Linked DNA regions of Mus musculus: region 1 is linked to region 2. Evidence: chromatin loops called from intact Hi-C (ENCODE). Cell type or tissue: gastrocnemius. All regions are shown on one strand. Each heading gives the region's core, and the rest is flanking DNA. Links, peaks and the distances in the headings are about the cores only.

Region 1 (16,674 bases), core at 6,933-11,932, 1.5 Mb before region 2:
ACCCAGGTGGTACTGGTTTTGAAGGCATGAAGGGGTCATGCAGAGCAGCTGTGGCTCAGCACTGTGAGAGGCCATGGAAGGCCATTGGTGAAGGTGCGGCCTCAGCTGCAATTGATGGCCCAGGACTGAAGGGGTCATGCAGTATTTTGGAGATGCCAGTACCATGAGATGACCACCAAGAACAGCAGCAGTGGAGTACAGGCATCTGGAGCCTAGTGGATGACACGTGTGCTACAAAGGGCATGGCTGGAGAAATGACCCAAGCCCTTGGAGAAGCCCAGAAGATCGTGAGTTGGATCCCAGACATTGGACGGTTGGAGACTGATTTTTGTTTTGATTGTGACTGTGCCCTGATATTTTCCCTCTTGAAGGAAGAAACTATTTAGTGGAGCCCACAGTTAAGAGACTTTTAATTGTAAAAAGACTTTGGATTTTAAAAGAGATAGACATTTTAAAGAGATTGAAAATTTAAGAATATGTAAAGACTGAGGGACATTTAAAGTTATTTAGATCTTGGGGATGAATAAGAATGTAAGGGTTGTGGCTTACTAGTGATGTGTTTGTGTGTCAAGTTGACAAGGGGTCAATTGTACTGGCTAGTTTTGTGTCAACTTGACACAGCTGGAGTTATCACCAAGAAAGGAGCTTCAGTTGAGGAAATGCCTCCATCAGATCCAACTGTAAGGCATTTTCTCAATTAGTGATCAAGGGGGAAAGGCCCCTTGTGGGTGGGAACATCTCTAGGCTGGTGGTCTTGGGTTCTATAAGAGAGCAGGCTGAGCAAGCCAGGGGAAGCAAACCAGTAAAGAACATCCCTCCTTGGCCTCTGCATCAGCTCCTGCTTTCTGACCTGCTTGAGTTCCAGTCCTGACTTCCTTTGGTGATGAACAGTATGGAAGTGTAAGCCGAATAAACCCTTTCCTCCCCAACTTGCTTCCTGGTCATGATGTTTGTTCAGGAATAGAAACCCTGACTAAGGCAGTCAGCCAATTGGAGACATTTTAGAAGTTGGATATAAAAAGATAAGCCATTAAACTTTTTGTATGAAATTGTATCATCGGCATCATTTAATACGGGAGTATCTAATTGTTTAAAATCCTCAGAGAAAGAACTTTTGCTGTCTGATTTTTAATCTATTACAAATAAAAGAGAAGCATTTCTAAAATATTTTACCTGGAAATAGACTCTTGGAGCTCCCTTGTTTGCATGGGAATCTGATATTACAAGATCCAAGAGAGGGAGAGATCAAATCAGAATCAAATCACCACTTGAACTTAGAATCCCACAGCTCAGTATTAATGCCCTTAGGTACCTTCCTCTGACTTGTGGGTTTTCTTTCTCTATCTTTTCCTTGTATTTTACTGCTAACCCTCAGCCATTCCTATTCACTCCCACCCTATACTTCTCTTTGTTGTCTATGTTTGGCACACCAGGGACAAGCAAAATAAACCAACACAACTATCAACAGTCTGAACATTTCTCTCTTTCCCTCCAAAATGAGGTGGTTGAAATGTTAGGAAAATTTAGTCAACTGCTTGGATGGATGCTCAAGGCTCTTCTTGCCTCTGAGGATGTCATTTCAACTATTTCTAGGGCATTCTCGGGTGTTCCAAATCCAATCAGAATGCTTGAAGTTGACTAGGCTGTAGACGTCGAATGGATTTAGAACTGAAGATGAAGTTACTTCCAATGGTATATTTTTGTTGTAGTGGATGCACAATACTCTTATACAATCTTGGAATTAGGGTGGATGATCATTGGTTCCACAGGGCTCTAAACAAGCCAGAGCTCAGTTGAAAACCCTGTTAACTATTTCTGGTAAAGCCCTTAGCTTCTCCTGCTCTAGTCCAGACTCTGCTGTTTTGGACAGGAAGCTCCCCACTGGTGGCTTAATTGAAGTTTGTCTAAAGATTACATGTGGGTTCTCAAGGGCAGATATATCAAAATATCCAAATTTATTCCAGCAACAAAACTTTACTGTCTCACAGTGATTGTAGACTAAAAGTCCCAAATCATGATATACTGTCAGACTTCGGCTTCTTCCAATGCCCCAAGAGGGAACCCTCCATTACTCTTTCTGCTTTTGGTGACATCAAATATTCCTTACTTCATGACAACTGAAGTCCAATACATATTTCAGTCTTCACATGAACTTTCCACTCTGTGTCTTTTTCTAATGAGATTCATGGCAGACCTAAAATCCTTAATTTATGTGAGTCCTTTTTGAATTTTCAAGTTCAAGTACAAATATGTTTTGAGACTCATTCTGTATGATTTTGTAACCAATAAGTGGAAATCCAACAAATCCCAACGAGAAGATGAAGTGTGGATTTGTTTACTGAACAAATCTTTGCACAGTCCTCACTCTCATCACCACCTCCAAGTTAGACCATAGAAATCCAAGCAAAAAAAAAAGTTGTTTCAGCCTCATTCTTAAGGAATTCAGAATCTATTGAGACAGAAAGACATGGGGATTAATCAGTATCTTTGGTTCAGAGTGGTGAGTACTAACAAGGCACGCAGCATTAATTTTAAGAATGAGGTGACAGGTGTGGTGTAAGTAACTCAGTGCAGTGCTACAGAACGTGCCAATCCACCAATTCATGGGCCTACAATTATTCATAAAACCATCATAGTTTAAGAAAAACAGGAGAGATTGATTGAATCAAAATGAGTCACAACTATCACCATTATCTTAACATAAAAATACACCTGAAGTTACAAAATATTACTAATGACTGGTTAGTGAGATATATGAACTCACACAACATTATCAATCTGCCCCTGAAGTCATCCTCAACAACTCATCATTGCACATGTTCACATCTTACCCATTCTTAAAGATCAGGACCAGGTTTCCCTCTTAGAAACTATCTCCAAACCACCTGTTTCTCTTGGGATATTCTACTCTAGATTCATTCAACCATGCAAAAACATAAGCATTTCTAACTCATCCCTTGGGATATCTTTGGCCCCTGTACGAGGGCCACTTTTCAGTACTTCAGCAAGTTCTACAGGTTCTACAGTCAATCTCATCTGTATTCTCTTAACCTTACTGTTTCAACCCTGTCCTTACCTTAGGATTTCTCTCTTGAACAGTTGTGATGCCCTTCTCAAGAGTCCCACCCTCCCTACATCAGTTCTCTACCAAACTTTTCCTTGTGAGACCCAGCACACACAGATGGGGAGTCTACAGCAGACCAAAGTATGAATACTTCCTAAATCTAACTTTGTGAACCACTAAGTTTTATTGGTGTTACTTAAAGGAATATGGGCGGGGGTGATTTACAGGAGAAATAATGACTCAAAGACAGCTCCATCATGAAAACCCACCCCAGCATTCACAAAAGCTGAGAACCCAGAGCATACTGAACAATAAACACACTTTAGGTAGTTCAGCAGGTGAAGAGAGTTCTAAGTGAGTTCACTGATATAAACCACTTCCCAGCAGCCATTATGATGACTTTTGCTTCTTCCAGATTTCTGCTCTGGTCTCACATTCTTCTGTGCAGCTTGGCTTGGCTAAGAGAAACTCGCCTTTCTTTGCTTACTCTGACAGTGTGGGGCCTACTGAATAGTTAGTTTCAGGGACTTCCTGAAGGCATTTTATGCTGTTTACATTCCTGATCAAGGAGTGCCCAGGCAGAGTGGAAAGTTTCTTTCTGGAGGAAACTTATACAGCAAAAGGACTTCTCGAAAACATCAACTGTGTTACTTCATTGCTTTAAAAAGAAAATCTACAATTGTCAATGTATTCTACATAAAACTAAAACTTAGTTTCCTCACCTAACGTTTTTCATACCACCTTTATCCTACATTCTTTTCTGAAATCACTTTTATTCTCTATTTCCTCTTTGCAGGATGTTAACTATAACCAGAAGGCCTTGCTATCTGATGGAATAAATATGTTTCAGGCCCAGGTCTTACATCTCTACCTGGAAACATTCTCCTCATTTACGTATGTTTTTAGTAAATTCTTTGACAAGTTCATACAAGTAAATAAAAATTCTGATTGTACTGGCTTTTGCCCTCTCTTATCTTCTAGCTAACCCAGAGCCATTCTCTTCAGTTGTGTAGTTGCTGGTGAACCCAGTATGCTCAGTAGATAGTTCTACAGCCATGCTCACATGAGCAGAAAGGGTAAACTCAACAGTTCTCATTTATCTTTGATAAATCTGTCTTTACAATTTGAGCTTTTTTATTTATTTATTTATTTTTGATTAGGTATTTTCTTCATGTACCTTTCAAATGCTATCCCAATAGTCCCCCAGACCCTCCCACCCACACTCCCCTACCCACCCACTCCCACTTCTTGGCCCTGGCATTCCCTGTACTGAGGCATATAAAGTTTGCAAGACCAAGGGGCCTCTCTTCCCAATGATGGCCGACTAGGCCATCTTCTGCTACATATGCAGCTAGACACACGAGCTCCGGGGGGTACTGATTAGTTCATATTGTTGTTCCACCTATAGGGTTGCAGACCCCTTTAGCTCCTTGGGTACTTTCTCTAGCTCCTCCATTGGGGGCCCTGTGTTCTATCCAATAGCTGACTGTGAGCACATTGCATATACCAACAAGATTTTGCTGAAAGGACCCTGATATAGCTGTCTCTTATGAGGCTATGCCAGGGCCTGGCAAATACAATTTGAGCTTTAAGTGTTTCCTTAGTGAGAGGTTCTTTGATCAACTTCATTTCCACACATGCTGGGTCATAGTATCCTCTTCTATTTCTTTACTACTTTAAAAAAATAAGATAATCATTATTGTCTATGACTTTTCTCTAGAAAAGTGGTTCTGAACCTTCTTAATGCTGTGACCTTCAATACGTTTTCTAGTGTTATGGCGACCCCCCAACCATACAATTATTTTTGTTGCTACTTCATAACTGTAATTTCCCTACTGTTGTGAGTCATAATGAATCATAATATTATCAAACATAAATAATCATAAGATTTTGGGGAATACAGGCTTGCTAAAGGAGTTTTGACACTCAGGTTTAAAACCACTGCTCTAGAAAAGAAATTTTGTTAGAACTGGAAAGTTGTATTACCATGATTAGTAAGAAGCCTACATTAGGTGTTTAACAAATGAGTGGCTCAATAACTGAATAACTACAGGTGCATCACTCATTCTTTATTATCTACATATATCAATCATGTCTCTTGAATTCATAAACTCTATGAGAGATGATATTATTGCTTTCCACATTCAGCACACTTTTCAATGCATATATATGCTGCCAATAAATATATATTTAGCTTTTTCTTGGATAGCAAATTGAGAAATAGTATTCTTGGATCTCTGCTGAATACTATGTTATGTTTTAGAGATTTTATTCTTGGTCCCCATTGCTATGCTGTTTATTTGATGAGAATTAAGAAGATTTTTATAGTTGGCTTCCATCCCTTAAACATCTATTGGAGCATCTAAGAAACCTAGTATGAACATGTCTCTCTAGTTTCTTGGCTCCATATGTCCTTCTAAGTCTGCTATATACTGCAGAGAATACTATCCCACAATAGTTTCCAAGATCTTATCTACAGAAAAAAGGAATCAAATGAACATAAAATGTAATAGCATATGGGACTGTCATATCGAAGAGCACAAAGATACCCAAATGGATCTCCTGAACTTCGACCTTCTGGACACACTTGCCAAATTTCTTTAAAGACTATCATCCTTACATTTATGGATCTTCAGGTTCTATTACTTATAGCCAGAGGAAATCTTCAGCATATCTCTTTTATTGTCAGTGCATCCTGAAACCAACAAGACTTGGGAATGAAAAGCCTCAGGAGTTCATATCTGGGTAGCCCAGAACAGACAGACTCTGGTATCTGGATGAAGTAATCATATCTGAGTGTCCTCTGCTTTAAAGTTGACCCTCATTAATCACGGCTTTGGTTGTCTTGGGCATTCCATAGTTGATCTATCTTCTCCTCCACCCTAGAGCCACTATCTACATAGACCCCCAAATAAGTTATTTATTCCTGAAATGACTCGGTCTGGCATCATCCAACCTTCTCTAACCTCTTGTGTATGAAAGGGAGAAATGAATGACTTGGGAAACTTCAAAGTGTTGTTTTACTTTCCATATAGTCATTAAGTTTAAATGTTCCCAAACTAATAATCCAAGACATTGTAAAGAGGTAATAAGTTCAAAGGAATATGAAACATAAAGCAGAACCCCAGAGTCATTTGAAAGTATTTTCTCTAAATGTGTGCAAGCTTTCAAGGCTGCTAGGCAAAGAAACCTGGACCAGCATTTTTGGCGAGTGCTGAAAAGAATTTTCTCCAAGTGGAGTGTGTAAGCGAATTGCCAGGCCAACCTCTCTGAGAGCAGAGGCATGTCCTTGGAGGATCTGCCTTTCCAGGGAATGCATCAAGGGGTTGGCTTATGGTTCTCTCTTCAGTTTAAGCCCAATTTGTCTCTTTCTTTAAATCTCTTTCTTATTTGGATCTGGTTCTTCCAGATCACTTCCTGAGGGTTGGACTCAGGACACAGGACATAGTACAGGGGACATTACAAGTGGATTAAAATGTATAAGCTGAAGACCTCAGGTCCTGCTATAAAATCTTTAGTCAGTGAGTCCAATGTGTCAGAACAAAGTCAGAGGCAGGCTTGTTTTCTGATACATCACCATTGACAGCTTCATTTTTGTTTTGTCCTTTGAGGAAAGAAAGCCATGTCATCTTTTGAGAAAGATAGCAAAGCAGCAGGGTTTCTGTGAAGAAACTTTCCCAGGAAGCAGCCTGAGGACAAGAGATCTTTCTGCTTCTGTTCAGGCCTTCAACTTCCCAGTTTTCTTTCACAAAGGGCACCTAGACATTCTAGTCTTCCATACTGAGTGGGGCTGAGTACCTTAACCTGAGCAAAGCTACAGTGGAATTCAGGTCTGCCTGGACTGTTGACTTCTGTGTATGCACATTACATACACCACAGTCCTGTTTGCATGTAATCGTTACCTCACAAAGCCATTGTTTCATTAGATTTTTCTCTCACTTAACATTGTGTAATAGGCACTTAACATCTTGCCATGTAGGTTTCTCAGTCATTTTAATGACTTTAGTTTCCTTTGAATGCATATCCTAGACATTCTTTACTAGTCATCTCTTCTTGGATGTTTACATTAGTCCCAGAAATTTTACTACTAGTAATTTATCAATAAATATGTTTATATATAATATTATTATTTCATGAGGCCGTTTCACTTGGATGGAAGTCTTATATTGCGATTGTCAGGTTGAAACATGCAGCCATTTTTACAGTTCATACGTAAGGCAGCATTAATATTTGGGATAGGCATTGATTACTATACATGTTTTAAAAGAAAAAATATTATCAAACATAATATGCTTGTTTTCACCAAATAATGTCATATTAACAGTAGACATGTAAAATGTATGTCTATTTTACATAACTACTATATTATCAATTCTAATGTTTATTTATATATAGCAATCTCTTATGGCTATTCATATGACATGTTTCACTTTTTTCTATGAAGATTAATGGTAAACTGACCATTATTTTAGCAAATGTTACAGCAAATTGGTGATACACGTTGGAGATAAGTTTGCAAACACAATTTCTAGGTTAAACTATAATCATATTTATAAGATCCACAGTGAATACTAAGATTTCTTTCTAGAACCGATGTCATGTGGAAGGGTAAAGTTGCCTGTTTTCTAGGCAACAAGACTATTATTATAATGATTATTATCATTTCAGTAATAATCTCTTGATGTTTAACAGTCAAGTTTAACATTGCTAGACTTTACTTTGCATTTTTGTCATTTGTGAATTTTCCACTTTCATTTTATGTATATGTGATGTTGTATATGGTATTTGTGCTTGTGTGTATAGGTGTGTGTGTATGCATGTGTTTCAAAGGCATACACATGCTTCTGTATATGAGGAAATTAGAGGAGAACCTTATATGCTGGTTTTCATCTCCTACTTCATTTGAGATAAGATATATATGCAACTTGCTTATGTGAACCCCAGAATAGTTGGATAGTGTGATTCTTGGATCCTCCTGACTGTACCTCTCATCTCTCCTAGAGATCAGTGCACATGCAGATAGATGTGCACAGCTGTGCCCAGATTGGCTTAGATTGTGGGGATTCAAATGGAGGCACTCACACTTGTATAGCAGGTGCTTTACTCACTGGGACACTTCCTGCAAGATTTTTTCTACACATTTTTCCATGTTCATTTTGAGTTCAGATCCATATCCTGTTGTCTATTTTCTTCTTGCTTTCTTTTTTATTTAAACTTCTAAACACCATCAAGAAGCATATTCAGGTTGTCATGAGCACGTATGACCAGTATTTTATAAGTATCAAGGCTTTCTATTCTCACTCATCCTCACAGTTTAGGACTGAGCCATAGAACCAATATGTAGTTCCTGTCTTGGTTTGCTTCATTGAGTTGATAATGAGGATGCATATACATTTAAACTCACTCAGAGATCACCTATGTGCATGTTATGAGGCGATCACTCCTGAACATGAGCTTGTGCTAGATCATAAAAGGCTCAAGTGTCAGATTATTGACTTTCCTGTGGTCAACGGAGAGCCACTGTGAAACAAGGAAAGGTATATCAGGAGTGTCCAGAAGGTGGCGCCATTGTAACACATGTGCCGCCTGAGTGTGTTTCCCAGGAATGTAAGTTTCCATGGACCAGGTGGTCCAAGTGTGAAAGCACACATCTTCAGGAAGTCTCCAATAGACTAGACTGAGAAAAATCTTCTTTAAAGATGAAGTAAATACTAAGTCTTTTTAAGATATAATAGAGAAGTACCAAGCACATACAAATTTTCATGCATATGTTTGTATGCATTTCTGAATGTGATTGTGTTGTCTGTTTATACTCAGAATCTGTGGATTCCCTAATGCATGTAGATGGCAAGTTCCATTTCTCCCTCTCTGGATTCCTTCTCAGTTCTCAATGACAGAGATATCTACCTCTTTAATAGAACCTGTAAGAAGACATGAGGCTTCTGTACTCTACTCTTGTGCTTGTGTACATACAAGGCTATTCTGATATCAAAGTGCTTCTAGCTGGTTATTACTGGCCTATTTAATAAAGCCTTTTACATCTTAGCAGATGAAAATAGCATAAACTGAAGAACACAGTAAATTGTTTTGTTTCCTTACTATCACTACCAGCGGCAAAATGACAAATTCAATTTAACTAGCTATTTTCTTCCACGGAGAATGTCATGTGGCTTCAGTGATGATTCAGTGTTTCCAAGCGTCTTAAGATAGAAGAGAAGAGTTCGTAATTTCTCCATCATTCTAAGAAGCATTTACAATGTTTACCATCTATTATCATTTGGTTTCATTGTTTTCAGCTTCTCGTGTACATAAACACAAAGACGCTGGCTGAGCAATGTTTTTCCAATGTCTCCAGTGCTCTCCGTGAAGCATTCCGGACGACAGTAAGGCACAGGGCACATGGTCGGAGTTGGAATCGGGCTTCAAGGAGTCGGATGAACCGATGGTCAAGACGTTCTAGTTCAGAAGTTAGAAAATAAATAATGCCTGAGAGGAAGGATTCCTCAGCTCTGGGCAGCTGATACAGCAATAAAATAAATGGGCAGTAAAGCACACTTCCTGTTTTGAGAGTTCACATTTCACATTGGCAAAGCGCATCTCTTAAATGCTGTCTCCTGCTTCCATAAATAAACCTGGCACCTTTTAAAACACTTTCCCATCTGCTTCAGGATGAGGAGCGCATTATTGAATACACCTTGGGGAGCCTCAGAAACGGGAAAAGACTACCTGTGAGGAGCATACCATTGCCTTGGCCTTGGCCCAGAAAGCCCATCACCAGACAGCTGGAGTTTCATGTGTTGGACCTGGACCCAGCGGAGATCTACAGCCCCTGCTCTTCATTTGAGGACCTTGTGTGGATCTTTACACAAGGCAGAGCCAGGAAGGGGTCTCAGGTGGCGTTAGAGTTGGGTACCTCTGCAGGCTTCTTTACTCTTCTAGCTGGACAGTTCACATCCAGCTCCTGGGACCATGTTTCAATATATCAATTCAGCTTCCTAAAATAAAGAGTTTTAAAAAGCCATTATTCACCTGTGCTAGGGCTCAGAGGAAGAGGTCTGGTATTTCCAGCAGGTTTCCCAGGCTCATAGAAATCAACTCTGCTCCTCTGGTCAGTGGTAGGGATTCAGTGTCATGGTGAAGTAGTTTGGCTCCTACTAGTCTCATAAACAATGTGATCAAAGACAGGTAAGGAAGTAATTGTATTCTAAGATAATTGTAAGAGAAAGCAACATAAAAAGACTCAAAAAACTCAACTGGCACAGAGCATGAAACTAGCCGAGCTCTCCACATTACTGACTGCTAGCTTCTGATCACTCGGTCAACACCGAGATCCACAACTATCTAGAGATATCTAGAGAACATGACTATATTGGCTCACAGTTTTAGAGTGTTCCATTGATGATCAGTTAGCCTTATATTTTGGAAAACGCAGTGTGTCATGAGAGTGACTGAGACAAACCACTCATCCCATACCTGGGAAGCCAGAGGCAGAAAGAACCAAGGGACAAACGTCCTCTAACCCACTTCAGGGATGCATGCCATTGACGGAAGCTTCCTACTAGCCTCGCATCCTGCTTCACACCACCGCCCTGACACAGCACACTAGACCATGTCAAACATAAACCACAGCAAATTATCTCCATTACTGTACTTTCTCGGATATTCTTCATGAATCAGTTAGAGGCAGCACCTACCTGGCTCAAGGTACAAGAAAAGGAAAGTTAGCATTCAATCTTTACATTGAATATTAAATGTTAGATCCACTTTTACATTTTATTTGTTTATTTTTGTTTATGTGTTTGTGTATCTACCTATATGAAGAGGTTAGAAGGACCTGTGGTTTGAACTCAGGTCCTTGGCCTTGGCAGCAAGGACCTTTTCCATCCAGGCCATCTCAGGTTCAACTCCTTGGTGGCTGTCTACTTTCCTTCAGAAAAAAAAAGGTTTTTAGTTATATGTATACTAATATTATAATATTTGCAATATTAACACATGTTGATTATGTAAAATAGTGCATTCCATCTTAATACTTTCATATATATATATATATATATATATATATAGTGCTTTTTAACCACACCCACTTCCTTTGTCCTCCTTGGCTCCTCTCATTGGTTCCTTTCCTCTTCCCAATTACTATCCTTTACTTTCTTGTCTGATTTTTTTTCTATTTTTCTTCACCAATTTATTTATTCATTCATTCATTCACTTTACAGCCTGATCACAGACATTTCGCTACTCTCGTCCCAGTTCCACTCTCACACACCCTCCTCCATTCCCCATCCTCTTTTCCTCAGATAAGAGGAGGCCTTCCACGGCTACCAGCCTACCCTCTTACATCTCAGCAAGACTGAGTGCACCCTCTCCCATTGAAGCCAGACAAGGAAGCCCAGCTGTGGGAAAGCAATCTAAAGGCAGGCAACAGAGTCAGAGAGAGTTCCTGCTCCAATTGTTAAGGGACCCATATGAAGAGCAAGCTATGCATCTGCTACTTCTGACAGGATGTCTAGATCCCGCCCACGCATGCTCTTTGGTTGGTGGTTTAGTCTCTGTGCGCCTCATAGGCACAGATTAGTTTCCTCTGTAGGTCATCCTGTGGTATCCTTGATCCTTCCAGCTCCCCCTCAGTGCTTCCCACAGCTCTTCCACAGGACTTCCTGAGCTCCACCTATGTTTTGGCTATGGGTCTTTGCATCTGCTTCCATCAGTCGCTGGATGGAGCGTCTCAGAATACAGTTATGGTAGCCTCTTGTCTGCAAGCATAGCAGAATATCATGAAAGTGTCGGGCTTGGCTGTCTCCCATGGGGTGGGTCTTGTTTGATTTTTTTTCTTTAAAAGTCTAAATTCTGCATATGAGAGAAAATATGTAAGATATGTTCTTACATGAATTTAGCTATTTTATGTAATATGATCTCAATTTTCACTCAATTATTTTCTCTGCAAATTAAATAGTTTCATTCTTTTTCATGGCTAAATAATAACACCCATTGTGTACATAAGCCATACTTCAGTCATTCATTCATCATCAGATATCAAGGCTGTTGCATAAATTGGCTATAGTGACTAGTGCTACAATAAGCTTGCATATTTGGGCATGTATACAGATTTTGTTTCTTTATATGTACGTTCTGGAGTGATGTAACAAGGTCATAGTCTAGTTCTCTTCTTAGTTTTTTTTGAGGCTTTTGCCATACTAATTCCCATTGTGAACTGACTACTTTATGATTTAGTCAATAATGCTCCTTACCATTTTTGTTTTCTTGATGATAGCCATCAGACAAGGGTGAAATAGAATCCCAAGGTAGCATCCCAGACTTCTCAAGGTTGCTTGTCTCCTGGCAGACAGACCCGAGGTCTCAACCTTGGTCAGAGAGGTTTTGTTTTTTTTTTTTTTTTTTTCCCTGTACTGTAAGCAATCATGGAGAGATGAGTTGCTATTCACAGCACTGAGAATAAGGGACCAAGAGCTCAGCCCTAAACAAAACCTCATCTCCAGCAAGTTCAGGGAACATTAGAAGGAGAGGAGGAAGAAAGAATGTCAGATCTGGAAGACAGGAGAAATGATGATGTTTTCCGGATGTGATATGGCTATTGAACTTATTAACTCTCAGCAGTCAAAATCTTGGCATACATAGAGTAGATGATCTCAAGGTCCCACTTCATATGAGGAGCTATTGGTAGTGATAGTTCCTAGCAAATAATCATTCTGTATTGATATTATGGCCCTAATAGTTTTCCCATGCTCCACAGAATGGCCCCACCCATACACATAAAGGCAGGACTAACTGGACGTAGTAGGCTATCCAAAGGGGGTAGGGGAGCCATGAATGGGAATAATGGAAGAAATGATATTTTATTGTACACATCTATTAAATTCTCAAAAATAAAGAAGAGAATGAACGAGACTTAGAGTAGGATTAATTTGCATCTTCCTGATGACTAAATATCTTGATGTTTCCCCCACACATTTAGCAACTGCTTATGGTTGTTGCTGCTGCTGCTGCTGTTGTTTTCATATGTGTGTGTTATTTTTCAAATGGATAATCAATTTGCCCATTTGCAAGTTGGATTATTTGTTCTTTTGCTAGTTGTATTCTTTATATATTCTGAATATCAATTCCTTGCAAGTCAATAGCCTGGAAATATTTTTATTCTGTTCTTTAGTTTATCTGTTTATTCTTGTAATTGTTTCATACTGTGCAGAGGTTTTAAAATGCCACACCACCCTCACAATAGGCTTTAGCTACTATTCTCTGAGATACAAAAATCCTTTGCAATTATTATTGCTGCAGGCATTAATTTGGCTTCAAGGTTTATTTACTTTTCTTGTATATTATGTACATTGAACATTGTGATAAAATACATGGAAAAGAACTTAAAGAGTGACTTATGTCAGCTTATAACATGAGATCATTTAGTAGGTGTAGGGAGTGACTGATTGCACTGTGTCAACTTCTTCCTTGAATTTCTTTTTATTCAATTCAGGTCCCTAGCCTATAGGATGTTACTATCACATTCAGGATAGGTCTATCTTCTTCTCTCACTTATATGTCCCTAGGAACACCCTTTAAGATGTGCCCAGATGTACAACTTCAAGGTGATTCCAGGCCCAGTCAAATTGACAATGAAAATGGAAAGGAAAAGGCAGTATTGTTTTCCTCTAGGATTCTGAGCCCATGTAGTAGACAGCTGTAGGATTAAATAGCTGATGTGCCACCATTGCTGGTATTCAATATTGGTCTTTGATTTTAGGAAGCATCAGTATCATAGTTTCTGTGGAGGATTTTTTACTCTTTAAAACCTTATGAAACATGTTCATTTTTATAGTCTCTAAATTTCCCTTTATTTCCTTTAATTTGTTTCTAGAATAGTCCACAGGGAGCCCAGAATTTTTCTCTTGCACCCCACCTTGTCCTTTGTTTGGTTTTTACTTTAGATATGTTCTGAACTGAATAAACCCCCCTGGCTTACTGTTATCTACTTTATTTCTTGATGAACTTAGTTATTTCAATCTTCAAGTCATCTTGACAGCTTCACCATCTCTTGGTGTTGCAAGGTCTTCTAATTTATAGTCAGGCTTCATTAAATGCATTTTCTCTTCCCCTGCCTCAGTGAATAATTCTAACTCTCCTGCAATGCCTATTTTGAGAGACCAAATCATCTCTACTTGCTTATTCTGCTCCAAGTCCTTGGTGATAAAGTCTGGTACCATGCCAGTTACATCCTGCATGTTTGGTCCACCTATTTTAGCATTCCTCATACACTCATGCTGCCAGATGTGAGATATGAGGGGAATAGAAAGTGTGAGCTTCCCCAAAACTACTTTTACACTTAGAATTCAAATCTGTGCAAGCTTAGGGGTCAGAGGCATACCTTGACTATTGGATATAAAGCACACATTAGGGCAGCAGCACATGTCCCTTCTTAGATCATATCCTGTCCACTAGCCTGTAAGATTCAGGCACCATCAGCCCCTTTGATCCAAGAACTGCATCAAATCATTTTGACCCTTTGAGGAAGATATGCAACCTGGGCCGAGTAGAGCCAGATGACATTTTTATTACCGCAGCATAAAGCAATATTAAATGATTTCATGAAATGTAGCCAGAACATCTGTTATTAGATGTTAGAAATCTGATGCATTCAATTCTAGCAAACTGGCACACAGCCCTCTCTAAAATAATGTTTAACTGTTGGGGCAAGAAGTTCTGGAGTGTTCCATTCTTTCCACATGTCACATGCTGTTCTTCTTCTTTCTGATGATGTCCATCAAGGACAAAGACTTCCCTGGACAGAGGGATGATATGCCATGTGCTCTTTCCTCCCGGGTTTCAGTTTAGAAATCCCAGGCCCATGTAGAAAGACAGTCTATCTGTAACGGGCAAGGAAAAGAATACAGATCTAAAGATTTGTAGATAGACCTACACAGACTGTAAGACCAACCCTGAGAGCTGAAAATCAGTTGTATTCATGCGTCTATGATGCTACCTTCAGCTAACACTTTCACACCCTCCCACATCACACAATGTTATAACTGTTTGTGCAATGCAAGGGGAAATTCTCAAGGCCTTTACTCACCATAGGCAGGGTCCGTTTCTTTAAGATGAATCTGTTCCTAAGAGCATCATTTCTTTCTTTCAGGAGTCAAAGGCATATCTTTTTTCACTTTTTATTGGTTATTATACTTATTTACATTTCAAATGGTATCCTTCTTCCCAGATTTCCCTCCACAATATCTCTATCCTCTCCCCATCCCCTGCCTCTATGAGGGTACTCTCCCCCCCACATCCACTCCTGCCTCAGCACCCTAGCATTCCCCTACCCTGGGTCATTGAGCCACCACAGGACTAAGGGGCTCCCCTACCAGTGATGCCAGCTAAGGCAACCCTCTGCTACATACCCAGGTAGAGCCATGAGTCCCCCCCATGTGTACTCTTCGGTTGTTGGTTTAGAAGTACAGAGGGTCAGGATTTGAAAGTAGGTGTGTAGCAGTGGGGAGAGGGGAACTGGGAGTAGCCACTAAAATGTCCCAGATACCAGGGACCCAAGAGACTCCCAGGACCTAACAGGGAGGACATTAGCTGAAATCTCAATAAAGGGGAGAGAGAACCTGTAGACTATATCCAATAAATAGGCACGGTCCCCAGTTGAGGAATGGGACCACCTACCCACCTCAAAAATATTAATCTAGAATTCCTTCTGTTAAAAGGAAATGAAAGGACAAAGAGAGGAACAGAGACTGAAGGAAAGGCCACACAGAGACAGCCCCACCTAGGGACCCATCCTATCTGCAGGCAACAAACCCAGACAATATTGCTGATGGCAAGAAGTGCTTACTGACAGGAGCCTGGTATAGTTGTCCCCTGAGAGGCTCTACCAGAGCCTGACCAATACAGATGTGGATGTACACAGCCAAACATTGGACAGAGCATGGGGACCCCAATGGAGAAGTTGGGACAAGGACTGTAGGAGCTAAAGGGATTTGTGACATCATAGGAATAACAACAATATCAACCAACCAGACCCAGAAAAGCTCCCAGGGACTAAACCACCAACCAAAGAGTAATATCTTAACCCATAGTGTGTTGCTAGTGGGATCTCAGGACTCAGTCTTCTGGTGTGTGTGTGTGTGTGTGTGTGTGTGTGTGTGTGTGTGTGTTGATTGGCAGAAAAACAAGCAAAAAAAGAAAAAAATGGAAAGGACAAAGTGTTTTGGAAAATGAAGACTGTCAAAGGGGGAAGCCATCCCATCGTTTACTCCTCAATAAGCTTTCCTTCACTGCTCACTTATTTATTCACTAGTAAAGTATTAATAAATACTTTATTTTCCAGAGGCTACCTATGCTTGTTCTATGCATTGGGAGATGGGAAATAAAAACATAAAGAGGAGACTATCCATCAACTCCAGAAGTTGACACTCTGATAAGGAAAGTAAGGCCCTGGCATCAGCTACAAAGCAAAGCTTTGTCATTTATGGGAGTTACAGATAGTGCTCAGTGGAATGTAAAGCGGGAAAGACATGAACTGTCTACTGGAAGTTTCCAGAAAGAGATTAATGAAGGACATGAGATTCAAGTTGGGCCTCGGGAAGGACAGGGTGTTGGAAGAA
Region 2 (16,674 bases), core at 7,798-12,797:
CCATGCTTTCACCCCAAAATAAAGCAAAGACAGAGACAGCTCCAGCTTTCCCTGTATACCAGAGTCCAGCATCCAACGCTATTTCTACCAAAAGACTCAAACCCCCAGGTCTACATGATGAGAATAACTTTCCCAGGGTGTCAGTTTCCCTGAGCTCCCCAGTAAGACAGACTAGGAACTGTGCTGTTCACCACAGAGCCCCTTAAACCACAGAGGCCAGGCATGGGCATCCTGACCAAGGTGAAGGTGAGTTTGCAGGTGACCTTCAAATGCCCTCCCTGCAATGGTGTGAATAGGGCTAGAAGGATAGGCTGGAACACCAAACACTCATCCTGACCCATGGGAGGTGATGAGGACCCTGCGCTTACACTGGCGTAAGATGAAGACAAAGCAGATGGTGAAACGACTGCCTGAGTCGGGGAGGAAATAATAATAGGAACAAGTATCTTGTGTGTGGACAAGATCAAATCAGGGCACTGTGGGCCCCTGGGGGAAACAACCAGTAGACTGAGAAGGGGGTCCCTGGAGATCACGGGATGGGGACCCTCCAGGCTAGAGGTGCAGGAGCTATCCTGTCTCAATATGGTGGCAGTGTGCTAGAGACTCACATTCTAAAATGGTCTCTCTCCTTATCCTCACTGAGAGCTATGTGATCCAAGCCCTAGTATAGTACAACCACCAAGAACACCAGGGCATTAACATATTCTAAATCTCTTATTTGTGTGTGTGTGTGTGTGTGTGTGTGTGTGTGTGTGTGTGTTCTCAAGTATACCATAGCACCTGCGGAGGTCTTAAGACAACTTGTACAGGTAGGTTCTTTCCATACATCATGTGGATTCCTGATCATCAGACTTGACAGCAAGCATCTTAACCCACTGAGCCATCTTGCTGGCCTGAGCACTGAATTTTAAGACAGCTCAGCCCAGAACATGTTATGATCTTAAACAGAATTACACAGAGAAGAGAAAAAATGGGTGTGACTCTGTGATGCTAAAACCCTTTGTATCCCAAGGCAGGAAGTGGCTCGATGGCCTCATCTCATCGCCAGGACGCTTCCTTCCTTATCTCCACAATCCCTCCATGCTATCGTCTTCCCTGACAGCAGTGCATTCTTTAGCTGAAATTTTCATTTCTTTAAAAAGTTGGTTTTGCCGCAGATTCTCTCTCTCTCTTTTTTAACCTTGGGTTACTCTTGCTACATGACTCAACTCTAGTGGTTTTGAGACTCAGCTGCACAGTGCAATCCTGGCGATGCTAGAACCTGCTCTATAGACCAGACCAGCCTTGAACTTACAGAGAGCCACCTGCCTCTGTCTCCCAGGTGCTGGTAGTATAGGCCGGCACTGCTATGACCCACTTCAAGAAGGTTTTCTGTAATATGTAACTGATGGTGTCCACTTACACCCCCATAAACACTCATTCATACATTCATTCGACAAATTTAATTAAGCGTCACGTACATACCAGGTGCTGGGGTGGAACATGAAACGAAGGCATTCCTGCCTCATGAACCCTGAGTTGGTTATTGTTTGTAATAATATTATAAGATAAGTAGTGAAAGTGAAAATAAACAAAGCAGGAGAGAGACTGGGGAGCAGGTGGGGTACCTGATTCGAGTGTCAAAGGGATTTCATTCAACTGAATAAAGACCTAGGAGCAGAAACTAGGAAGCCATGCAGATGTCTGGGCAAAGAGCAAGGGAAGCAGAAGCAGCAGGAAGCAGGAAGTCCTTGAAGGAGCAAAGGCAGGACACAAATGCAACAGGCTTCAAGTCCGACACTGTTCCATGGAGTCCAGCGGCATCCACAGCTGGCCACTCACAGCGACCCAGAAATGCAGAGGGACTGGACTGAACTTTCCTCTAAGGTTCCTACTACGTTATTGTCCTCAACACTGACAACATACTTCACAGGAAAGACAGCTCTACCATCATCCTAGAGACAAATGCAGCTATCCCCGGACCACGTCCCTCCCTGTCTTTCTTGTCCTCCTCTGACTCCACTCCGGATTGTCTACATCAATCAGTCTCCATCTTTCACTAAATCATGATGTGCAGCTCCCCACATAAGGGAGGGAGAGAAGGCGCACCTCCCGTCCGTTCACACACAACTCGAGTTGCCTTCACCCAGACGAATGACCTCCATGTTGGGCAGTGGGTGTACGGAGCCGCCCTCCCCTTCCCTTTGTAATTCACGTCACCTCCAATACTAAAAATATGCATCACACAAAATTGTTCCCTTTTTGCAAGATGTTCAGAGAAAAATCTGTATTTAATTTATGGGCAATTTATAATGGAAATAGACCATATAAAATGTATACAAATGTGTAGGGCTGTATATAGGGTTTGGAACGAGGCAGTTTAAGTTAGCAATAATTAACATGAAGGGGCTCGTCCTTGCTGCCAGGTAGACTTAGACTGCCTAGACTTTAACTAAACTTAAACCAGAAAGGGATCAGGGCCCAAGGTCCAAGCATTTTTTCAGTTCTGCAGAGGACATCAGGACACGTAGCTGACGACAATCCATCTTACCAAGACTGCCAAAGCCGTAAGTTTAGACCATGCCTTCATTGCGTTACTTGGACAGAGGATAATGAAACCATTCCCAGTGCCCCAAACCCACCCTAGGCCACAGGGTTTTCAAAGCTGTCATGGACACACAGGACACCTGTCTGTCCCCACCCGTGGCTCCTGGGACCTCCCAAGCCATTTCGCCGATGTTCTAGGGACAGGGACTGCCCTGCTTGAGCGGAATAAGAGTTACAGAAAACCTCAGAGCTGCCAGGAGCTATTTCCAGGGGACTTTGATCAACCAATGCTGTAATCTCTGAAGGGAAACATACTTCATTTAGAAAATATTCTCTGGTGTCATTCCCAAGGAGAAGGCACACTTGTTTTCTGGAACAACAAAGTTTGCTCATTCTCTTACCCTCTCTCCCTCACTAGCTCACTCACTCTGGCTTCCTCCTTCCCAGCCATGAGTACTGTGGACTGAAATGTCCCACAAACAACCTTGCTGGAGAGTAAAGAATCATAGAACAGTCTGCTGGCCAGAAGAGCTTGCTTTCAACAGTGCCCAATTAGGAGCCAAAACCCTAGACGGCGACAATACCCTAGCCTAAAGGCCAAATCCCAGGCTCCAGCCTCCATCCTACTACCCCCAGCAGCCCACAGTCCCAGGCTCTCTGTGAAACCCCACTGCAGGAGAGACAGGCCACCCTAAACACATATGGGCCCCCCGGAAGCCCTGAATGCATGGCGAGGGTGGTATATTAAATAAGTTTTTCCTGGCATATTCCAACATGGTTTAGATCAATTACCTCACTTTTCAACAATGAAAAGATTAAACAGTTGTTAAGGATTATAAAATGATTTAATATGCTATTAAGCAGAGATATAAACTATCAAAGTTCAAATTTCCAGGAAGAGATTTAAATATCAATTATGTTTGAATCTAATTTATATGCAGTTCCTTCTAGACCCCAGCCCAGAAGCCCACGCCACGGGCAGTTCCCTCATGGCATGGGGACAGCCGGCTTCTCTGAAAGCAGCTTGAAAATCTAGCTCAATGCATCTGTTTCCTGAGAAATCGCCCTGGTCAAGGAAGCCAGGGCCAGAGTGTTCACAATATTTTTCCCCCTTGAAATGGAGAACAAAATCAAATTTTGGAGAAATGTCGAGGATATGTGTTCCTGCTGAATGATCGGAAAGAATCATTAAGAACCCTTTCTGAAACCAGAGGAGGGCTCTAACTTCTGAACTCTCTCTACTCCCGACTCGTTCACTGCTGGCAACATTTCAAAGGGTGGAGGGTTTTTTTGGGTTTTTTTTTTTTTTTTTTTTTGGTCCAAATTACCTTTTAAGAAAAAGTAAGGGGGAAATCTTTCCTTCATCTGTCTCCTTTCTTCGTATTAACTTTTTAAAAACTGGCTCTCCAGGCTCACCACAGCCCCGTCCTTGTTGATAGTCAGAGCCCTGGGTTAACGCAATCATTCCGAGGAAAGTGAGTATCCCGATTCAGTCCACCTCAGCTCCTGCTGCAAACTGTCCTGGTAGAGCCTGCTGCATGGGACAGTCAGAGTCAGCCTTCACAGGACGCAGATGTGCCCCAGCATCTCTGCTGGCTCATCCTGTTCTCATGCCCACAAGAGTGAGGCCCCATGAGAATAGCACCAGGAAAGCAAGCTATAGCATCGCCATGAACTCACATCAGACTCCATGTCCACACCTGGCCAGCATGCCATCTTCAGTCCCTGGACACAAGACAGCTTTAAAGATGACTAAAGGGAGTCTCGTCTGACCGTGGGTCCTGTGGTCCCAGCTGCTCCAGAGGTTGCGATGGGAAAAGGGATGCAAGTTTGAGGCCTGCCTGGGCAGCAGAATGAGTTCAAGGCTAGCCTGGGCAAATTAGCGAAACTGTATCACAAAATGAAGAATAAATAGGATTGTGGGTACAGCTTAGTGTGTTCTACCACTTGCCTAGCATCTAGAAGACCCTGTGTTCAGCCCCCAGTGCTATAAAGACAGTGAACAATGAGTAGTGAGGAACCTGCCATAGAAGCTCATGTTTGCAATCCCTGCATTTAGGAGACTGAGGCAGGAGAATCCCCACAAGTTCAAAGACAACCTGAGCTGCATAGTGAGTTCAAGGCAAGCTTGGTATATATACCAAGACCTTGTTTTAAAAAAAAAAAAAAGAAGGACAATGAGATGCCTCTGAGGGTAAAGGCGCCTGCAGCAAGGGCATGGGAGCATGAGCTTGGACGCTCAGGAATGTAGAGAGAATGAACCAATCCCACTAAGGGGTCCTCTGGCCTCCATACACACACCACAGCAAGAGTGTCCGTGTCCGTGCCCGTGCATATGAAGATGCACACACATGCATCATACACAAAAAGCAACATTAATAATAGTAAGATGATTTTTAAAGTTAATACCACATACCCCAAAAAAAGTGAATGAGGTATTGGAGACACCGCTGTCCAGCTTGCAGCAAGAGTCTGCCAGGTGGGGAGGCTTGGCCTCAAGAACATTTGGGGGAACATTTGCAGAGTATTTATCACCTAATGCCAAACATTGTTTCCCAATGCCCAGGGGTCCAGAAATCCCGTATCATGGCAAGATATTATTGTAAGGACGTAATGTGCAGATTCCATGCTTCCTCAGGACAAAAGGAAAATTTCCCCAAATCAACAGTGAGTCTAAAGAGCCCACCATAGAGTGATCTCTCCAGAAAGACCACAAACATTTCCCATTGCTTGGTTATCCACATTCTGTCAGAGAGGCATGCTGCAGGGTCCAGTGGCACCTGGCAAAGCAGGCTGTCCTTACACAACCATGCATTTCAAAGCATCATTCACAGTGACCAGCAGACAACAGAAGCAAGTCCGACTGTGAAGATGGTCCATTTCCCATTTCTCAACGTAAAGTGTGTCTGCCCAGGAGGCAGCTCAGAGATGCTCCTGTACTAAGGGTGGAGACTCTGCACGCTTGCTGTGCAAGCACGTTTGTCATCATGGCCCACTCGTCACTTCTCACGACTTCAGAATCCCTTCCTTCTGTTCCTCTGTCTCCAGTCGGTCTGTCTGGAGATGAAAGGGCTCAAGGTAGAATCTTCTTAACATGTGGTTAGCAGAGAAGACCTCAGAAAGAATAATCAGTTTTTTTTTCCTTACCATGCCCATCTGCTAAGCTTGTGGCTCCAAAGACGGGCATGGATCGAGGGCGTGGGAAAAGATTCTAGAATGTTCTGTATTGTTCTACCCAAGCCCAACCACAACACCTTCCAACGAGTCACCATGCAGGTCCTTGCCACAGGGAAGTCTCTCTCCAGTGTCTGCAGAGGTGAGTTCCTTTTGCTACAGTGAAAGACTGGATATACTTAATGAAGCTTCCACATCTTCTGGACCCAGTACTCTGTCCCGTCCCCCCGCCCCAAGGTGGCTGCGTCCAGCTTCTCACATAGACAAAGAACCTCTAGGGAAGGCAGCCTCCAGGTTCTGCTAAGTGGGTGCAAGCCCTAAGTCACATGGTCTGTAGGTTACTCTTGACCATTTCCAAATGTAACTCCTCTCTGAGAAGCTCCTTCGAGGTTTAAAAGTAGATACTAATGTGAACAGGAGTAATAAGAGCCCAGCATCTGGGAGAAGTGAACTCCATTCCCAGGGAATCCTGCTCAGCCTCATTCCCCAGCAAAGCATGCTAGAACCATGCCCAGGTCTGCTCCCCCACCCCCACCCCAGGCCAGAAGGACCTGATGTGACATTTCAGATAAGCTGGTTTTCCTCCTCCTTATAAAGGACATCCAGCGAAGCTGTGTACACTACCGTAAGGAAACAAGGGAAGGTTTACTATTAATGTTGGAGCATCACATCAAGAGATGGGATCAGACTCCTGTTCTCTCATAAACAAGGTTGTAAAAGCCCTGTAGGAGCTGTTCTCCAACATCTCTGGCCAGGAATGAGCACCTTCCCACACAGCTGCCAGGCACAGACGCAATGTCTCCATAACCTGGAAGAAGGAAAAGAGGAAAGAGAGCCACCAGGACCTGGGAGACTCCAGAACCCACACACCATTTGAAACAAGTTCAGCATCTGGCCCACCTGAAGTCCCAGAATGCATTTCCAAAATCCCGACTGCCCTAGGACTGGGTCTCCTTTACTTCACGAAGACCAGGAAGTGTTCAAGTGACCTTTGATGAGGGTTTCGTGTACCCTTGTCACAGATGAGGAATCTGAGGCAGAAGTTTTCACTGGACCGAAGAGGCAGACAGATGTTGAGCCCATTTCTTCTTCCACATCTGATGGTTTTACCTCTCATTGATCACAAAGATGCCACACACATGCACATACACACTTGCAGACACATGTACATGTGTACGCAGAGAGAGGGGGGAGGATGGAGAGAGACAGAGAGAGAGGGAGGGAGAGAGAGATGGACAGAGAGGGAGGTCTGCATGGCAGCCCCTTGCGTACCCTGGCAGCTGGTTGCCCATAGCCCCAGCTTCCAGAAGAAACATTGCTCCCTGTGTTTTTCCAGGAGGGAGCATAAGGGCATGGTTTGCAATATAAACAATAGGGGGATGGATCCCACACTCAGATCTTCCTGTTTCAATGTAACCGCAGTGCTGTGACCCTTCGTTACTCTCAAACCCACTCTTGTCATATAATATACGAACTCTGCATAAACAGCTCGGGTTATGATGTGTTTCTGAAACTCAGAGGGCTTCAGCCATAACACTGACATTTTGTTTCTGGAAATTAAAGCCCAGGGACAGGGAAAACAGCGTCCATCAATTTATGAATCGTATTTCCGAGCGTACTTCAATTCCCCGCGCTTGTGGTGAGACAGAATGAGGATTTGTTTCTGGTGGCGTTGTCCCTGAACTGGCAGGCCTGGCTGCTTCAACTGATGCTTCATAGCAGGAAGCCAGGCTCTCCAAATAAGGCTTTTAACAACAGCCTGAGTGACTAGTGCCTCAAGAAACAACAGGAATGAGAGAGCCACACAAGACGGTGTACCGATTGTTCTTGGGAAACAGGCAATCCTGTCCCTGCCCAGTTCTTGGCAAAAAGGTTGCCTTGGGGGGTCACTGAGCCAAGGACTGGGCAGACACTCGGGCTTCTCAAGTGGCTGGCATGTGATTCCCTAGCAAGCTGGAGGTTCAGCCAGTCTGTTTGGTAGGTGAGAAGAGGAGTTCTAGGGATGGTAGTTTAAGGGGTGTGGAAAAAATTCTGCATTTCAAAGGGTAGATAAGAGAGCAACTGATGTGAGGGTGGGATTTTAGATACCTGGCTAGCACTGGCAGGGAGAACAGCAGGAGCAGAGAGACCCCCCATTCCCCATGAGCAAAGCCAAGAGAAATCTTTGGAGCTTTGGAAGTCCACGCATAGTTCTGATGGAGAGAGAAAGGCTAGTTGTGATATATCCCCACACTGTTAGAACTCAAGAGAGCAGCTGTCCTCTACCTGGAGCTGCTCAGGGCTACCCTGTCCAGCCTGCTCAAACTTCACATCCTCTAGGAAGCATCCCCAGGATTACCGGACAGACTTTCGCCTTCTTCCTCCAATGGTTGGTTGGGGGGTCTCCTGGAGACAGGCACAGGCCTGAGGGACACTGAAAGCAGCAACAGGCATTGCTCTGCAAGTTTCATCCAGGCTCAGGAATGTCAGGACCTACAGAGAAACCTGCTGGGCCTCAAGGGGACTGGCTGTGGAGCGGGACAGCCCATCCAGTCTACCCCATTCCCAACCCACCCTTTACCAGTTTCACAGCCAAACAGGCCTCCGTACATTATTGGTGTGGGAGCCCCAGATGCCAGCCCTTTTTTCAAGGCCTCTGGATAAAACCCAGGCATCTTGTTTAGATGACAACCCTGCCTTCTACAACTTCTCCCAAGTCCTTCTGTAGCCCCCTTAGCAGCCCTCCACAACTTACGGTCACAGGTCATGGCTCATTAGAACTAGACATGAGCCCTGCTCTGGGCCAACTCTTTCTGGGCACCAGCACTTCAAGCCAGCACTGCTCCCAGGGGGCCAACTGGGCCTGGCAGCCAGCATGGTTCATCCCTGGGGGCAACCTGTCTGGTCAGAAAGGCTGAAGGGAAGCCAATCAGAGCCAGCAGTTACCCTTTTACAAGGCTAGTGTGGAGCCCCGTGGAGCCAGGGAAGAGGCTGAGAAGTGACCAGAGCTCCCTGAGAGGAACAAGGGGAAGCCAGGCCTAGACTCCACTGGTTTGCAGGCAAGGTAGGCCTGTAGAGAAGGCCCTCACCTGGACAAAAGCCTGACCTAGTCTGGGCCTCTAGTCCAGTCCAGACACAAGACTCCAGGGCTCTAGCCCTCGTTTGGAAAATCAGTTGAGATGCCTAACAGATAGATTACTTAGGAGATAAAAGTTCACACTACAAAACTCTTCTTCGTTCAACAAAAAGTTGACATTAATGAACTCCTTTTGAACAGGTATGTGCCCTGTGGGAGAGTCGCATCGTCCCTGGAATCGTGTCTCCTAGGGATTAGTCACTCACCCTTTGGTGTAAACAGTTTCATCGGCTTGCTTGCCAGCCGGTAGAACTCAGATTTCTGACAGAGTGGGTTCTGTTTGAGTCCGAGGCAGGGTAGGGCAGAGAGTATAGTATGAGGCTCAGAAGAATGGAAAATAAAGAGGAATTGTTCAGCCAGAGGGCCAAATAAGGAGACAAAGAACTGGCTGATCACATCTGAGGTCCAGGAGGGAGGGAGGACGGCAGAGTTGGGCACCGGCCCTGCTTTGCCAGACTGACTAGTAGGGAGCCATAAGCATAGTGCACTAAACAACAGGGACTGCAGTCTCGCCTGGGACCTAGAAGGCCACCCTCAAGGGGTCTCCAGATGCTTCCCTCCGGCCCAGCCTCTCTGGCTGCTGGTGGCCCAGAGCCCTCTCTAAGATCACCTGGTCTGGCTTAGTCTTCACTCAGCATCCCCTGGGGTTAAGCTGTATGTAAATGTCCCATTGTATGTAAATCTGTATGTAAATGTGCCTGCTCTAGTCAATATGATTTCCTGTTCCCTTTATTTACAATGATTTTGTTTCCAAATAACATCTCCTTTGGGGGAGGGGAGGTCAGAACTTCAGCCCCTATGGGCCTGGGAAGAGGTGGTTCTTCTGTGTTCTGAGAAGGAGGCTACACCAGGCTGAGCTAAGACAAAGGAGCCCAGCCCCAACAAGAGGAACCCCTTTCAAAATAGCAGTCCCCAAGGGTAGTTTTCTTCAGGAAAAGCACACCAGATGGCTGTCCACTGCCAAATGGCCAGTCCTGGAAGCATACATACAAGTGATATTCTATGGACCAAGTAGTATATTTAGTTGTACGTATGTATGTAAATACATATATGTTAAGCATGCAATAACACTGGGGGAAAGGCCATGAGTTTGAATGAAAAGAGTTGGGGGCAGAGGAGATATGCTGGGGTTTCGAGGTAAGAAAGGGGAACGAGAAATGTTGTAATTATATTATAATTTCAAAGATAAAACAAATATATCGCTCCCATATCATCCCAACCTGCCTGTGGATGGGTGTGGTGAGTGAGGGTCTTTTTACACGTGCCCCCTACTTGATGTCAGGTCTAGAGGCCAGACCCATATGAGTGAGGTGTAGGGATCAGGCAGCTCATTTTTCCAAACGTGTCAGATATATCAAGATCTCAGAGCCTCCGAGACTTTTACATAAGCCTCAAGTAAGATGGTAGTTATTGGCCCTCTGATTCCCAGGGGTGGTGAGCCTGGGCATTTCAGAGCACAAGAAAGTGGGTAAGACTTGCGGTTCTCCACAGGAAAAGACATACTATTGAAAGTCCCAATTAGAGTCAGCAGCAGCACTGTAATCCAATAAGGCAGACACACAGCCATCAGAACACAGCCTGGACTAGAGAACACACACCTGTCCTAGGCCCTGTCCTGCACATGTGTCTCTTAGACCGGGCTAAGAGGCCCACTCATGGTGTGATGATGACACCTAGTGGCCATATGGCAAATGGCATGCCTAGAGCAACAGGCAGGTCTATGAAACAGCAGGCCACCTTTAGCCATGTGTCCATGGCTATGCTAGATGTTAAGTACCACATCTTCTGGACTCTCCAGACCCTAGAGACCAGCAAGGTCCCCTCCCTTTATAGATATCCAATCACATGCACAGCTATTTTAAGAAAACACCTTGCAGGACTAGAGAGAGAGATGACCCAGACTCCATTCCCAGCACCCACATGGTGGCTCGCAACAGTCTGAAACTCCAGTTCTGAGGAGGTCCGATGTCCTCTTCTGGTCTTTGTGGACACTGCTAACATGTGGCACACAGCATACAGGAAAACAAATCACCCATACACAGAAGTCACTTCAAACATACGCAGCTTGTGTAAGTGAGTGCCTGGCAAGCCCGACAGGAGGCTTTCTTCCTCTTGCCATCACATACTCCACACCTCCAGGCTCCTCCAGGAGGGAAGGGACAAGAATGTGGTGCCCAGCAGAGCCTTAGCCTGGGGCTTGAACTCAAAACCCTAAAACAAGCCCTAACCCAGCCTGGACTCGTGTTCCCTAGCCCTGAATTACAGGAGGGAGAAAATGGTGTTGTGTGGCCTTTCCCAGGGAGGCATAACACGGGTCTATTTAGGGAACCAAAATCAGGCCAAAGAACTAATTCCCAATATTGACTTGGTGACTCAGGTGACTCAGTGAGTTTATTGGATTTACTTACAGGAGAATGGGTGGGCATTGCATCCAGGTGCATGGTGACTCAAAGACCACAGTATCACCGAAAAGTCCACCCGACTATGAGTGACAGACCCAGAAAAGCAGCATTCCTGAAACCTCCTGCCCAACTTGAAGGCAGTTCCAGCGAAGAGAGTCTCCTGCCAGCAACTGCTCTGGTTTCTAGAGTGGGTAGGAATTGGAGGAGGAGTGCTTGTGACTTTTGTAACTTTCTGAGCTATTGAGTCTGGTCGGTTTCCTTGGCTTCCTGGACATTCCTTGAAGCTCCTGTCGACCATAACCCTCACCCCAGGCAGCTACCAAGAAAACACTGGAACCACCCAGAGAAGATAGGGAGGCTCATGCCTGTTCTCTCCCCCCTGAGCCGGAAACCCAGGTACAGGGAACTGGGAGGTATACGAGCCAGGAGCACTCAGCCAGAGGGAGAGTTTCCAGAAAGTGCAAAGCTGTGCTTGTTAGGGAGAGTCATCTGCAATGGCTGGGTGTCGGGCTAGTGCTAATCCTGAGGCCTGGGAAACGGCTTCCTGGGCGGTGCTTCCTGTCTGGGAGGGAGGGGGGTCTGACCCTTCCAAGGCCAGCCTCACTGCGAGGCTGGAAACCTCCTCCTTCAGCCATCAGCACTTTGATGAGCCCAGAGGGGTTTTTCTGCAGTAACTGCAGATAAGGTGAAATTGAAGCCTAGAGAGTTTAGGGGGAAACTGCCCAAACCACAGAGCTCAAAAGTGACGGGAGCCAGTGACAGTAAGTTTAATGTGATTTTATTTGATCCGATGTATCCAAAATATTATCATTTCAACACATAATCAATATAAAAATGTTAGCAATGGTTAGCATTCTTCTTTTGTGAACAGAGTATTCACAATCTGGTATTTATTTAACACTTGCAGTGTATTGCCATTTGAACATGACGCTTTCATCAGAAATACTTGATTGAGATCGCACAAGCTCCGCAGTTGCCAACGCACAAACTTTAAATGTGAATTTGTTGCCCCAAACACACTTTCACAACTTCTAATGACTGAATCACAAGTGTGCGTGTGATACCTATCTGCATACATGTCCACGTACATACGCATGTGTTCACGAAGCACATGTGTGAAGCATGAAGCTTGTATGTGTGTGTGTGTGTGAGTGCTCTGCACCTTACCTTTTAATACACTTGCTCACTGACGCTGGAACTCATCCTTATGGATGGGCTGGCTGACCAGGGAGCTTAGGAAACCTGCCTGTCACCACAGCAACCCCCAGTGCTGGGATTATAGCTACACACCACCCAGCTTTTACCTGGATGCTGGATTTTAGGTGCCCAGCAAACCGTCTGCATGATAAGCATTTCCCAGACTGAGCATCTCCCAGCCCTGACATTTTTATATTTGAAATTGATGTGAGTGAAATCAGTAATTCAGTTCCTTGATAGCACTAGCAATTGTCGCTCGACAGTCCCAGGGGCAACAACCGCGGGCACTTACAGCTTGTACCCACCCCACAGTGTGTCACCAATGGTGTCCACCCTACATAACCCACACACAAGTGTGGATACTGCCCTAGAGCTCAGTGCCAGCAGCTGATATCTAGATGGGGCACAGACTAATGCCCCACAGAACATATGCCCAGCGCTGCCCCCTGGGCCTGGCTGACGTGACTGCCCTGCCCCATCCTCCTTATCTGTGCATCCACTCTGTGCTACGGGTTCTCCTTGCTGCCCTTGCATGTTCTCTGCTGGCCCTGGCCTGACTCTGGGCCTGGTTGGAGGTGTCTAAGAGACCTCACTCTCCCAGGTCATAAAGAGTAATATAAAAGGAGTCCACAGATGTGCAACCCAGAAAGTCCAAGTGGGGTTCTTACAGAGGTAGCAGGAATCGGGCCCTGCCTTTTATAATGAACCCCCTAATGAACATGGGTTGTAGAGCTGTTGCCCCAGTGGGTCTCAGGGATGAAGCTATTCCCCAGTGCTCTACAGAATGAAGCCTGCCCCTAGCCTATGGGCAACAACAAAAGACTTTTGTGATATTCATGGCCCCATGTCTCCAGGAAAATTTTTTCCAACCCAGCAAGTCTAGAACTGACCTGGGGAAGAGGAGAGGGAGACAGGGACTTGAGAGTCTCCAGTGTAGCCTACTCTCCAGGAGCTGCTCTTCCTCTATCTGCCACACCCACCTCAGTAAGGAAGATATTTAAGGTGACACACCTCACAACCACTATCTGCTAGGTGGCACCCTCCTGTTTTCTTGGGCCCTGAAATACAGAGTCAAAGCCAGTAGCCAGCCTGTCTTAAGGGAATCTTGGTCCCAATTCCAAGGCATAGTCTCTGCTCCAGGCAATGTAAGTGGCCGGGTATGGGACTCTGCTGGACCAGGTCTTAGCAGGGGCTAAGATGCCCTCTCTAAGGCCTGTGGGGTAGATGGGGGGAAGAGGACAAGCACACATACACACATGCGTGCGCGTGCACATGCAAGTCTATAATAAGAACTATTCATTCATGTTAACAAGTTCATGATCACAACAGCCTGCCATGATCCCTGAAGGCTACAATCCTGAGCCATGGAGGCAGAACACTCCTTGGCTACATATGCCTCACCAGTCCTGGGACAGTCCCCTGAGGGTCAGAATGCCTCTTGTGGTTAAACATCCTGGACAGTGCAATCTATCAGAAACGAAGGCACCATAGCACTCTCCTACACATTAGCACTAAGGGCAGCTTTGCATCCTCAGAAGACCCAACAGCATTATAGTAATTGGGGTTTCAATGCCTTTTCCCTTTGACAGGAATCATGGAGAGAAATGGCCTTAAAGGAAGATCAAACCCATCATAATTTGGGACAGGAAGGAGGGAGGCTTTACGCCATAAATATTCCACCTCAAATAATGATACTAAGTCTCTACACCAAAACCCATTAAGCTATGGCTGGCCTGGGAGAAGCCCACTCAGTCTCTCTTTGGAATGTTTGTTTCCCCAAATTAACTCCTGTTCAAACTGTCTCTCTCCTTTGAGAAGACAGGGATTGAGAGGTGTCCCCACCCCCCACCCCACCCCCCACCCCACCCATGCCCCGGCAACACTAAAAGCAACCCTGAGTGCTGACCAGATGACACCCTGTCCTTCCTGCCAAGAGTCTTCAGCAGCTCTCCAGGGATCAGCTGTGTCTCGCCTGGCCCAGTCCGTTTTCTCACTCAAGACCTAGCATGCAGAGCTGGGTGAGTTCTGAAGGCTCTTTGGCCAAAAATGCCTGGCTTTTACCCATCAAACGTGTCTAGTGTCTGGCTATGCTACTATGCAGGCGTTTTATGAACATTGGACGTCTGATCAGCCTCTAGAAGTCCTGGGAGGACGTCTAGCTGTGTGCAGATGCCCTTACTCTCCCCAGCTCTGCGATGCCCCCACCCTGGGCTCATCTGGAACTCAAGCCAAGGAGATGTTTTGCTAGATCTTCCAGCCTGGGTTCCAAGGGCAATGTGGGTTATGTGCCCACAAACCAGAAGTCTGGGTCCTTGGCAGGTGCTCTGAAACAAGCCTGCTGTTGGAGCTTCCTACTACCTGGAAACTGTTGGTTTCCCTCCCTAACTGGCCACCTCCCTGGTCACAGTGTAGCCTTTATGAGGTCCATTCGTGAGGAACTTCTCAGAAGCCACCCCATGAAGATGCAAAAGCTCCCACGTGTAAGAAACACATTTAGTCAAGCACACATCCCACCCCCCAACTCCCACCACCCAACCAGCCACATTCTCTTCTCAGCAGAGTTCTGCTTCATGGCCCTTGGCCTTGCCCAGTTTGGAAAATTCCATCCAGCTCCACACAGGTCCTTGAGCCCTCCTGGCAGAGACTTGGTTTAGTAAAATAAAGTGATTGACTCAGGGACACTATGTAGCTATTTCCATACTAACTGACCTACTAGCAAGAAAGACACATTGGCCACACTATAATTCCATGTGGAGTCATTAAGTAGAGAAGACAGCGTGGAACCCACCCCCTAGGGGATAGACTCAAGCCTAATGGAATTTTCCCAGACCTTGGGGTATCAACAGGACCTGAGAGGACCAGCCTGACTCTGAGAGAACCAAAACAACCTTAAGGGGAGTCATCAGAGCTCTGAGGAGAGCAGCTCACACAGAGAGAATCTTTTACACCAGAAGCAGCAGCACAGCCCTGAGAGCCCCGGCCCAGTCCCAGAAGAGTTCAGAGGAGACCAGCGCAGCCCTAAGGGTGCCAGGCCAGTCCTGTGGGATGGGAGGACACTCTGCTCTCTGTGAGCTCTTAGCCCCACTCTGTAGTTTGATTACTCTTTCTCTCAGGCCTGCCAGCCTTCTTGGGAACACAGTTCTGCCCTTCATATTGCTTGTAAAGCTTCCTCGTGACCGGTTGGTTCCCAGTGACATCCATCTTAGCGCCCGGGGTTAGTGTTTATCTCAACTCTGCGAGCGCGTAGAACACTAGATGACTTAGGAGAGCTAATAGCTTAAATGTAGCCTCTCATTTGGAGCCCTTGCTGGCCAGGTCTTGAAGCAAGCCTTGAAGGAGGTCGTATGAATGTTCCCCTGGAGCCCAGTTACCAAGCTGGCCTACATTCCTGATCATGTTGTAATGGACGGAGCCCTCAGCTCAGCCCACACTCTTTCCTGGCCCATGCAATGTCTCAGAAGAGCCATGTTTCTCCCTGTAAAAATGGGTGGTCCATCTCGTTAACCTAGCTGAACATCAGGTATTGGCTAGCTGTAAGGGAGTGGGGGGCCGATTTGCTTAGGGAGTGAAGAACCCTGGCTGCCTAAATCTCTCCTGAGCCCTAAAAGCTTCAAGATGCTGGCTTCTCCCCTGTTGAGGACCCAACTCAGTACTGGGATTTGGGGGAAAAAAATTATAATAGCATCAAGCTATTAGCTGAACAGTTTACATGCAAAGAGGTGATTTAGTGAGAGGCCTAATGAGGCAAGATTTGCATGTCATTTATCTAAGAGTTGCACAGAGCCTCTAACTAGTAGCTCTTGCCCTCTCTGTGGCAATAATGGGAGAAGGGGGTCCTCCCTGGGCTCACAATTCGGCCCTCCCACTCTCCCCTTGTGCTCCTGGAGGCTTCCTGCTTGCTCCCTGCACCTCCAAACCTGGTTGATGATACCATCTTACCCTCCCCACACCATGGTCATGCCTGCCCAACTGCCAGCTCTGCCCCACCCCGTCCCAGATCACGCCCTCAGTCTGAAGCTCTTCTCTTGAACAAGCAGCCCCATCTCTCAAGCTTCACTCTCCTGCCCAGTCCTTCTTCTAGAGAAGGCAAGCATCCCTCTAGATCTGCCTATCCACATGCTTCATGAGCCCTCGGAACCCCAGCACTGCTGTGCCTAGCAGAAGCCATGGGTGGGCACTCCTGTTCTCTGTTATCTAAGCCTGCTTATAAAGCAACTCATTTCCCTGCGATGTACCTTCCTTTTGCCTTGAATTAATTCT

What was found. Peaks named below come from ENCODE experiments on the same cell type or tissue, not always from the same donor. Only the 100,000 strongest peaks of a DNase experiment are listed, where the experiment ranks them.
Region 1: a loop joins it to region 2, with 10 times the contacts of the local background. A loop is called at or near these places in 17 of 42 quality-filtered maps.

What each region holds. Positions count from the first base shown.
Region 1 is chr12:10,529,235-10,545,908 of GRCm38, reverse strand. Gm38407 (predicted gene, 38407) reads right to left here. Exons shown (of 12, transcript NR_110487.1): 12 at 14,606-14,937. Among named protein-coding and RNA genes, the nearest start is that of Gm38407, 91 kb to the right of the region's middle. In gastrocnemius, for the core only: a CTCF peak has its summit at 8,642 (motif pointing right); DNase peaks (open chromatin) are centred at 8,622 and 9,832.
Region 2 is chr12:9,046,067-9,062,740 of GRCm38, reverse strand. No RefSeq gene overlaps it. Among named protein-coding and RNA genes, the nearest start is that of Ttc32, 24 kb to the right of the region's middle. In gastrocnemius, for the core only: a CTCF peak has its summit at 10,492 (motif pointing left); DNase peaks (open chromatin) are centred at 8,549, 9,298 and 10,485.